Regions from separate parts of the Mus musculus genome. Here regions 2 and 3 are each linked to region 1. A link is a loop called in an ENCODE intact Hi-C map of the cell type or tissue named here. Cell type or tissue: left cerebral cortex. All regions are shown on one strand.

Region 1 (2,500 bases):
GCAGTGAGGTTATGAGAACCTGGGAGGCAGAATTTCCTAGCATTATTGCAGGCTATACGTAATCTCTCCTCAATAGATAGCCCTGGGCTCCGCAAAGAGGGAGGTTTTGCAGATCAAGGGTGCCTTTGCAAACAGGGGCTCTGGAAACAGCATCACCGTGCCAAAACATTTTTCTGGTTCTCTGAACGGCAGCTTTTTCTATACACGGAAACATGGAAGACACCGGGGACCGGAGGAACAGGTGGCCACATGATTTCCGCCCTAGGATTAAAGCCACAAACCAAAGAACATCTGCTGGTGTGTGTAGAAGAGGGGATGTGGTGGGTTTCATGCTCAGCTGAATAGTCTGCTGGCAGCCTGGCCTTGACCCTTCTGTGTGGCTTCCCTACCCTTTCCTGAAAGGCTCGGAGGGCTGCTGGTTCATAGTCCTTTCCATTTGCATGGCATAGCAGGGTTCCGATTGAAAACCTCACTTGTGGGCTGGGGGCGGGGATGGGAGCTGAACCACAGATTTGAGAGAGAGGTAGAGCCAGCCGCCCTACAGTCTGCGGGCACCAGCCACCTTGTGGCTTCATTTGGCCCTTCTGTCTTACAGACCCATTGAACATCTATTATTTATGATAGCCAAGTGGCTTGGAACAAGCTGAGACTCAATTAAGATAATGTTCCCCACACAGCAGCTGCTGTTAACGCCGGGAAGATATTCCCACCCCACCTCCTCCCTTTCTCAAGCCCAGAGGTAGAGGGGCAGAGATGAGAGAGCTGGGTAAAGAAGTCCAGAGATGGAGTTGGAAGCAGGCTGGGACTATGTCAGCAGCTCGGCCTCCCTGTCAGTCAGTACCAGCTTCTCTGAAGAGCGTGTGTGGTGCTGATGATGTTAGCCAGAAGCAGCCAGGCATTGACTGGGCAGGGGGTCTTGGTTAGAAGCCGGCAGAGGTGAGTGAAGCGTTGATGTTCACGTGCAGGAGGGAGGAGAAAGAAAGGAGTTGTAGTTCAGGATAGTGACTTGAGACAAATGCAGAGAAGGTGGGAGAGAGAAACAAAAATGAGAGGGAAAAACCGCCTGGTGGGGGCAGAATAGAGGCTTTCTGAGCCGAGAGAGTCAGTCTAGTCCCCTGATGAAAGTTCTGTAGAGGAGACAGGCCAGCGCAGCCACCAAAGTCCTCACCGAGCTGAGTCTTGGGAGGAAAAAAAAAAATGGGAAAAAATTTCTGACCGCCCTGGCCTCTACGTTTGAGGTTCCCAGCCTTTACCTCTCTGCTGTGCTCCCTGCACTGCCATCTGGAGGGTCAGCCTGGAGAGCGAGGTCCGTCTAAAGCAGGATAAGGTGGCCAGCAGGCTTCATCCTTGTCTCCTTCCTACACACCCTCTACACCCCGCCCCGCAACCCATTGCAGCGATCCCAGCTTCATCTGCAACGGGTTCCAAAGGAGCAGCTTTGTGGAGCATGCTGAGGGTGTGTGTATATGTGGGCGTGGGGGTGAGGCTCCCCCTAAAATCCTGATGTTCAACCTTCTGCTGCGGCAAGGGTCCATCACTATCAGTAGTTCCAACGTCCAATTCTTGCTTGGTGCTTCACTTCCCGCAGCAGCCCCCAGCTCCGCCACGCCCCGACTCCCCGTTGCCACGCCCCCATTTTTCGTTTTCTCCGGCAGAGCTTCCTCTCACTTCAGACAGAGTGCTTTCAAACTGTCTGTAGTAGGCTGGTTTTATTTCACTTTTATTTGATTTTACGGTACTAGGAAGGTGGTGAGCTGGGGTCTTGTACATGCCAGGAAATGCCCTACCAGTGAGCTATGTCCACAGCCCTTCTCATTGTAAACTTGCTATTTTGTGTCAGGTTCTCAGCTAAGTTGTCCAGGCTAGCCTGGCATTCACTCTGGGCAAGCTTGTAACGTGTGTAACTGTTCCTGGTAACTTGAACCTCACACAGTTGGAGTTCCTGGTTCAGCGTGCTCTGGTTAGTTTAAACAGAAACTAAAGGTCTGAAATGGCTGGAGACACCAGATATTTGGAAGTCACTACCCAGCTAGGAACAAGGATAAATCAACCAGGACCAGACTCCCATAGGAGGCGTATGTTCCATTCCTGTGGCTTGGAGTCTACTTCCCATTCCTGACTGCTAAAGGGTCCTGGCCCCCTCTGCTGCCTCTGATCCCAGATGCATCTGTCCTTACTCTTGCCAGGAGGCAGACATGGGGTGACACTGACTCCCATGCTTTTAATCTCAAGCTCACATAGGTGCCCATGTACGGCGGCAAAACCTATGCCAGCCATTCCAAGAGGCAGAACTTAGAGTGGCCATAACAGGATAAAATGTTCAGAGCCTTGAGTGGCCAGAAGTACACTGGGTGCTCTCTAGGGAGGAGATGGGTCAAATCCAGCCCAGCAGAGCACTATCATGAAGCAGGTAAGACATGTGGGCAGTCTTTCCACCTGGAATCTACCTTCTGCGAGGGAGCTCTCACCTGCTGGAAAGTCTCTTGCTCCTCTCTCCTCT
Region 2 (2,500 bases), 88 kb after region 1:
ACTAGGTCATTACTCTCTGCTGCTGTCTGCCCCAAGTCTGCCTGTTGTTAGGGTCAAGGCATGGCCTGGTTTTGGGTTTTTTGTTTTTTTTGTTTTTTGTTTTCTTGTATGCTCAGAGGTGGTGATAGCAGCCAGTGTAGCTGTGACTCAAATTGTAAGTTATAAATTAGAACGCCTGAGAACTCGGCCACCATTTCTGTCTGCAAGGAGAAGACCTGCATCTACCTGACTCAGATGGACTCTTCCAGTCCCTCTAAGCCACATCCTGCCCTCAATTCAAAGCTTTGTTCCTCAGATATCATTAGCACTGCCTGAAAAACTTCTTGCACTTGTGTAAGTGCGACTCCTCTGAAGTGCCCGCCCACTTTCTACTTGTCTGTGGGTGGATGACAGGAGAGTCAGCTGGGCTCATACATTCTCTGTTTTCTCACAGCATCTCCACTGGAGATGTGGATGATAATTCTGGGGGTGTCAGTGAGGAAGAGAATAGGTAACAGGATAATGTGAAAGTGAATGGAGTCACCGGCCTTGACTTAAACATGTCATCTGTAACTATCACCCCCAGATCCACCTCACACCTCAAAGCCTCTCTTGTCCTGGGAGAAGTATGGAGACACTCTTTGTAGAGTATGGCAGACCAGGGCTCAAACTTTCTTTCTTAGGAGGCCAGAGATGAAGAGATGAGCTTAGGTTACATGCCAGGTCCGTTTGTTACATCTGAGAACTTATTCACTCCTGAGCCTTGTGGGGGATGGCCCTTCTCAACACACACACACACACACACACACACACACACACACACACACACACACACACACACCAGATCTCTATAGACGAGACCTGTCCTTAGGCCTGACTCCAAACTTATCTTCGTATAAGGACCACTGCAGCAATGTGGAGAGTGGGAGTGAGGGGTGGGGTGATTGGTAAAAGAGAAGGCTAGTGTGGGTAAGCTTGGACTGTCTTGTTCTTACTCTGTTTTTTTTTTCAAGCGGTGAAATTGGGGGAGGGGGAGGTCCCATTTTAAAGCCAGAAGAACCAAGTCCAAGATAGCTGTGCTGATCAAGGAGCTGGATAGAAACCAAGAATCTTGGCTTTTCCCTTTTCCCCATCCCAAGTTCTCTCAGGCTTTTGGCCATATACCTAGGAAATGCTCTTAGTTTTCTGTAGCTGCTAAGACTTCCACTGTGCCCTTCATAGCTTCCTCTATTGTCCATTACCCAAAGAAACCACACCAGTCCCTCCTAGTTTTCTGCCCATTATAGGCAAAAAACGAACAAATGAACAACCACCTCAGAATTTTGGGTCCTCTGATCTGTGATAGTTTGGGACGGGGTCCTCTGAGCCTTCTCACATGTAAGGTGAGGAGAGTACAATCTGAGTCTCAGCCACAGCCCACCACCTGGAAGCTTTCCCAGTCCCTGTCCTGGGGGAGAGAGAACCGCTGACTCCCAGCCACACCCACATGGAGTTTTCCAAGCTTTTCCACTCAGACCTTCTTGGCAACAGTCAAAGTCGGGGGAGGAGATGAGCACAGGCTGGGAGCAGCCTTGGCATCAGCTCAGCGAGCACGAGGTGGCATTTTGATGGGTGGTAAAAATATCTCCCAAGTGTTCAGGGCCAGCTGCCACCCCACCAGCATCGTAACTTCTCAGATCCTGTCCCCATGCCGAGAACCTGAAAAGCCCACTCTGTCCACATGTCCTAGGGGATAAAGCACAGGTCACCAAGACCCTGATCTCAGGCCACTCTTATATCTGTAATAGCTACTTCTGTCATGGCCAGATACTAGCACAAAAAGGGGGGGGGGGGCTGTCAGAAGTGCTGTGGCCAACCTAATGGGCTAATTAAACAGTATCATAAATAATGACTATCAGGGATGCTAGGATGTGGCCCAGTGAGTAGAGTGGTTGCTTAGCATCACGAGGCCCTGGGGGTCCATCTCCAGCCCGGCACAAAGCAGGTGTGGTTATACATGCCTGCAATCCCAGCATTTGGGAGGTAGAATCAGGAGAACCAAAATTGGAAGGTCATCCTTAGCTACATTGAGAGTTGGGGGCCAGCCTAAGCTACAAGAGACCCTGTAAAAAGTCTGGAAGGCAGAGTGAGAATAAAAAACAAACAGAGGAGAGAGAGAGAGAGAGAGAGAGAGAGAGAGAGAGAGAGAGAGAGAGAGAGAGAGAGAGAGAGAGAAAGAAAGAGAGAGAGAGAGAGAGAGAGAGAGAGAGGTGAGGCAGAGAAGCTGGGTCAGCAATGCAGTTGCAGGCTGAGCTATACACTGAGAAGTCAGAGTGCCTGCCCTGCTCCCTACTAGGAGTCTTTCAGGGGCCACAATAAGGTTCCCCAGCAGAGAAAAACATAACCAGTGCTCTGTCAGACGACTTAACATGGCCCTGTCTTGAGACATCTGGTAACTCCCACATCACATCCTAGTGGCTTTTGCATGGGTGTGAGTGCCAAGAGACAAGAGGCTCTCTAGACAGGGCAGGGCTCTCATCCG
Region 3 (2,500 bases), 750 kb after region 1:
TTCATGTGTGATAAGTCACCGGAATTTGACCCAAAGGCACTTAATCCCATTCCCACCAAGGTCCAGAATGTCACTGACAGCCAATCAGGCTCCCTGACAAAAATTAACTATTAACTATAATCCCCTTAAAAGCAAAGGCGCCTAGAGAGCTACTGATCTGAGCAAGCATTCAGTTGTTCCCATGGGGGCTGAAGTGTAGGCTGGTGGAGGAACAGTCTAACATGAAAGGCTATAGATTCAATCCATGGGAGAGAAGGAACGTAAAGATTTCCCAGAGTGAAATACTATCATCTGCCCATCACCCGCTCTCATCATCTGCTTCATGTACTTGGACATTTTCTTCCTACGGCTTTAGAGACACAGGTTCTAACGACAGCTTTGGACTCCTCCCACAGTACCATGTAGAACTTGTGTGCTCCCCTTCGACCCCCCTGCCAGCAGGCTGCAATATGCAATATCTCATGTACCGAGGAATCCCATCATCAGGGCTCTCCTGGTGTCTCCACAGCCCCTTCTAACTTAGTTATTTTCACACTGGAAGAATCGCCCATTCCTGACCAATCAGCCTTCACACTGGAGTACAGACTGTGGTACGTCTGGCTGTGTTAACTTGCAGTACAAGCACTGTGGGGTAGGGAGGATTCCTACTTGCCCCAGTATCTCTAATAACAGAACACTGACTAAATCAGCGGGCTTTATCTCCCCACCATAGACATGATGCTTGTCCTTAGTTTCAGAAGAGGGACCAATAATTACTGTAGTGCTCGTGAGAGCCCAGTTAGTTGCATGTCACAATCTTCTAGGACCTGGAACCCGCTCTTGCCTCTGAGTCTTCAGTGTTCCTTTGCTGGCCTCCTGATTAAGTCCAGGCATGTCCAATCACATCAACTCCACAGCAGACAGTAAAGAGCCCCACAAGCACTCTAACCGCACCTTGTAACCAGGCGGACAGTCCTTGTCCATACCTCCTCTTACCTTCTTGTTCTCCCCAGGGAACTCTGGCTCTTCAAAATTGAGTCTCAAGTTTAGCCTGTCCCCAAGATCCAGAACACAGACGTTCATGTGTGCAAACCTCAGTGAACACAAGGGAAACGTTTATTGTTCCACTCTTGACACATTGTGATGTCATAACTAAAAACCATAATCCTTTCCTATGATGATTTTTGGTGAGATTAACACAAAGTGCACAAACATAAAATTGTTTTAAAAAAAAAAATCTCAAAAGTTTACCCTTCCCACAATTTCTCTTCAAAAGAAAATTAGAACCTATGCTGCCACCCAGTGGCCAGCCAAACAAATCCAGTAGTGGCTAAGCAAAGCAGGTCCTACACTTACCTACATGGTTTCCTGCCTAGTGACAGACCTCACCTCCTGCTTGGGTGCAGTGCCCTCCCTATCCTCTTGGAGTACAGAAACCCACATCTGGCCTAGGAGAGACTCCCTCTCACAGACTGTCCTTGCCCATTCTGAGGTCCTACAGCTGCTTAGTCCCACAGCTTCGTAGATGACACAAAAGACCACGGGCTCATCCAAGATCTTCATCTGTTCAGAGTGTGTACACAGTAATTTTGATGTCTGTTGACTCAAACACCTCTTCGAGAATCGCAGATACATTTTCCCACTGCAGCCGATCCAGACCACATCCAATCCTGAGAACAAAGGAAAACACGCCCTTTTCTTGGTCTTTGGTTAAGAGGACGCGTGAACACACACCCTCCACTGGCTATGATGGACGTGCTTAGGAGCCTGCCCCCTCCCCGCTCCCTTTGGGCTCTAACCAAAGCAGTTTCCCAGGTTCTCACCCACAGGAAGCCACGATGAAAAATCTCCAGGTCGATTCTTGTTGTGAAGTCACTCAAGACAGTTCTTGGGCGACCATCGTATCTCTTTGCTTTCCAATTATTTTTAAGTACTTTCTAATTATTTCACTCTTTGATACGAGGTCACTAGCCTAGTTACTCTTTCAATGAAAACTGACTTGAGTGGGCAGGAAAATGTCCATATGTTTAAAACATACTTAAAATAATAGAGAGTTAGGGAGCATGCACAGGAGGGAGGACCTTAGGAAGGAAGTCAAAACGGAATGCCCGGAGATGCTGCTGGCTGTGTGACAAGAATGAGGCCTTTGCAACCAGATGGTCAACTCTACCACCTGACACTTTCTAATATGACACAGCCCTCGGGACAAAGGGAAAGCTTAAACCTGCCAATTTCACACGACAGCAGGACAATCAAGTTCCTGAACAGTGACTTTTTAACTTTCTGATACATAAGCCACTAGTATATTGAAGAAACGATGACGGCCTGGAGAGAGGCCTCTGGCTGCACTTCCAGAGGACCAGGGGTTCTAATTTACAGCATCCACATGACAGCTCACAACGCCTGTTAACTCCAGTTCCAGGGATCCAACACCCTCACCCAGACATACATGCAAGCAAAACACTAATGCACATTAAAAAATAAAAAGAAGAGATGTTGTGGTCACACTGAAAGTCACTTG

Evidence for each region. A loop is a pair of places that touch in the nucleus more often than their neighbours do. Peaks named below come from ENCODE experiments on the same cell type or tissue, not always from the same donor. Only the 100,000 strongest peaks of a DNase experiment are listed, where the experiment ranks them.
Region 2: a loop joins it to region 1, with 14 times the contacts of the local background. A loop is called at or near these places in 3 of 42 quality-filtered maps.
Region 3: it touches region 1 in a loop (5-fold over the local background); 2 of 42 quality-filtered maps call a loop at or near these places.

Annotation. Positions count from the first base shown.
Region 1 is chr17:49,170,823-49,173,322 of GRCm38, reverse strand. Gm30475 (a long non-coding RNA gene) reads left to right here and starts at 717. Exons shown (of 3, transcript XR_385629.3): 1 at 717-936. In left cerebral cortex, CTCF peaks have their summits at 849 and 1,065; DNase peaks (open chromatin) are centred at 834, 1,045, 1,419 and 1,590; H3K4me3 peaks cover 606 bases.
Region 2 is chr17:49,083,188-49,085,687 of GRCm38, reverse strand. The region is part of intron 2 of Lrfn2 (leucine rich repeat and fibronectin type III domain containing 2); the gene reads right to left. Among named protein-coding and RNA genes, the nearest start is that of 1700008K24Rik, 29 kb to the left of the region's middle. In left cerebral cortex, no CTCF peak of the experiment used is centred here; DNase peaks (open chromatin) are centred at 381, 1,046, 1,526 and 2,433; H3K27ac peaks cover 1,064 bases.
Region 3 is chr17:48,415,833-48,418,332 of GRCm38, reverse strand. Oard1 (O-acyl-ADP-ribose deacylase 1) reads right to left here. Exons shown (of 6, transcript NM_001289490.1): 6 at 1,063-1,649. The coding sequence ends at 1,547. Among named protein-coding and RNA genes, the nearest start is that of Gm30283, 6.4 kb to the left of the region's middle. In left cerebral cortex, a CTCF peak has its summit at 1,288 (motif pointing left); a DNase peak (open chromatin) is centred at 1,317.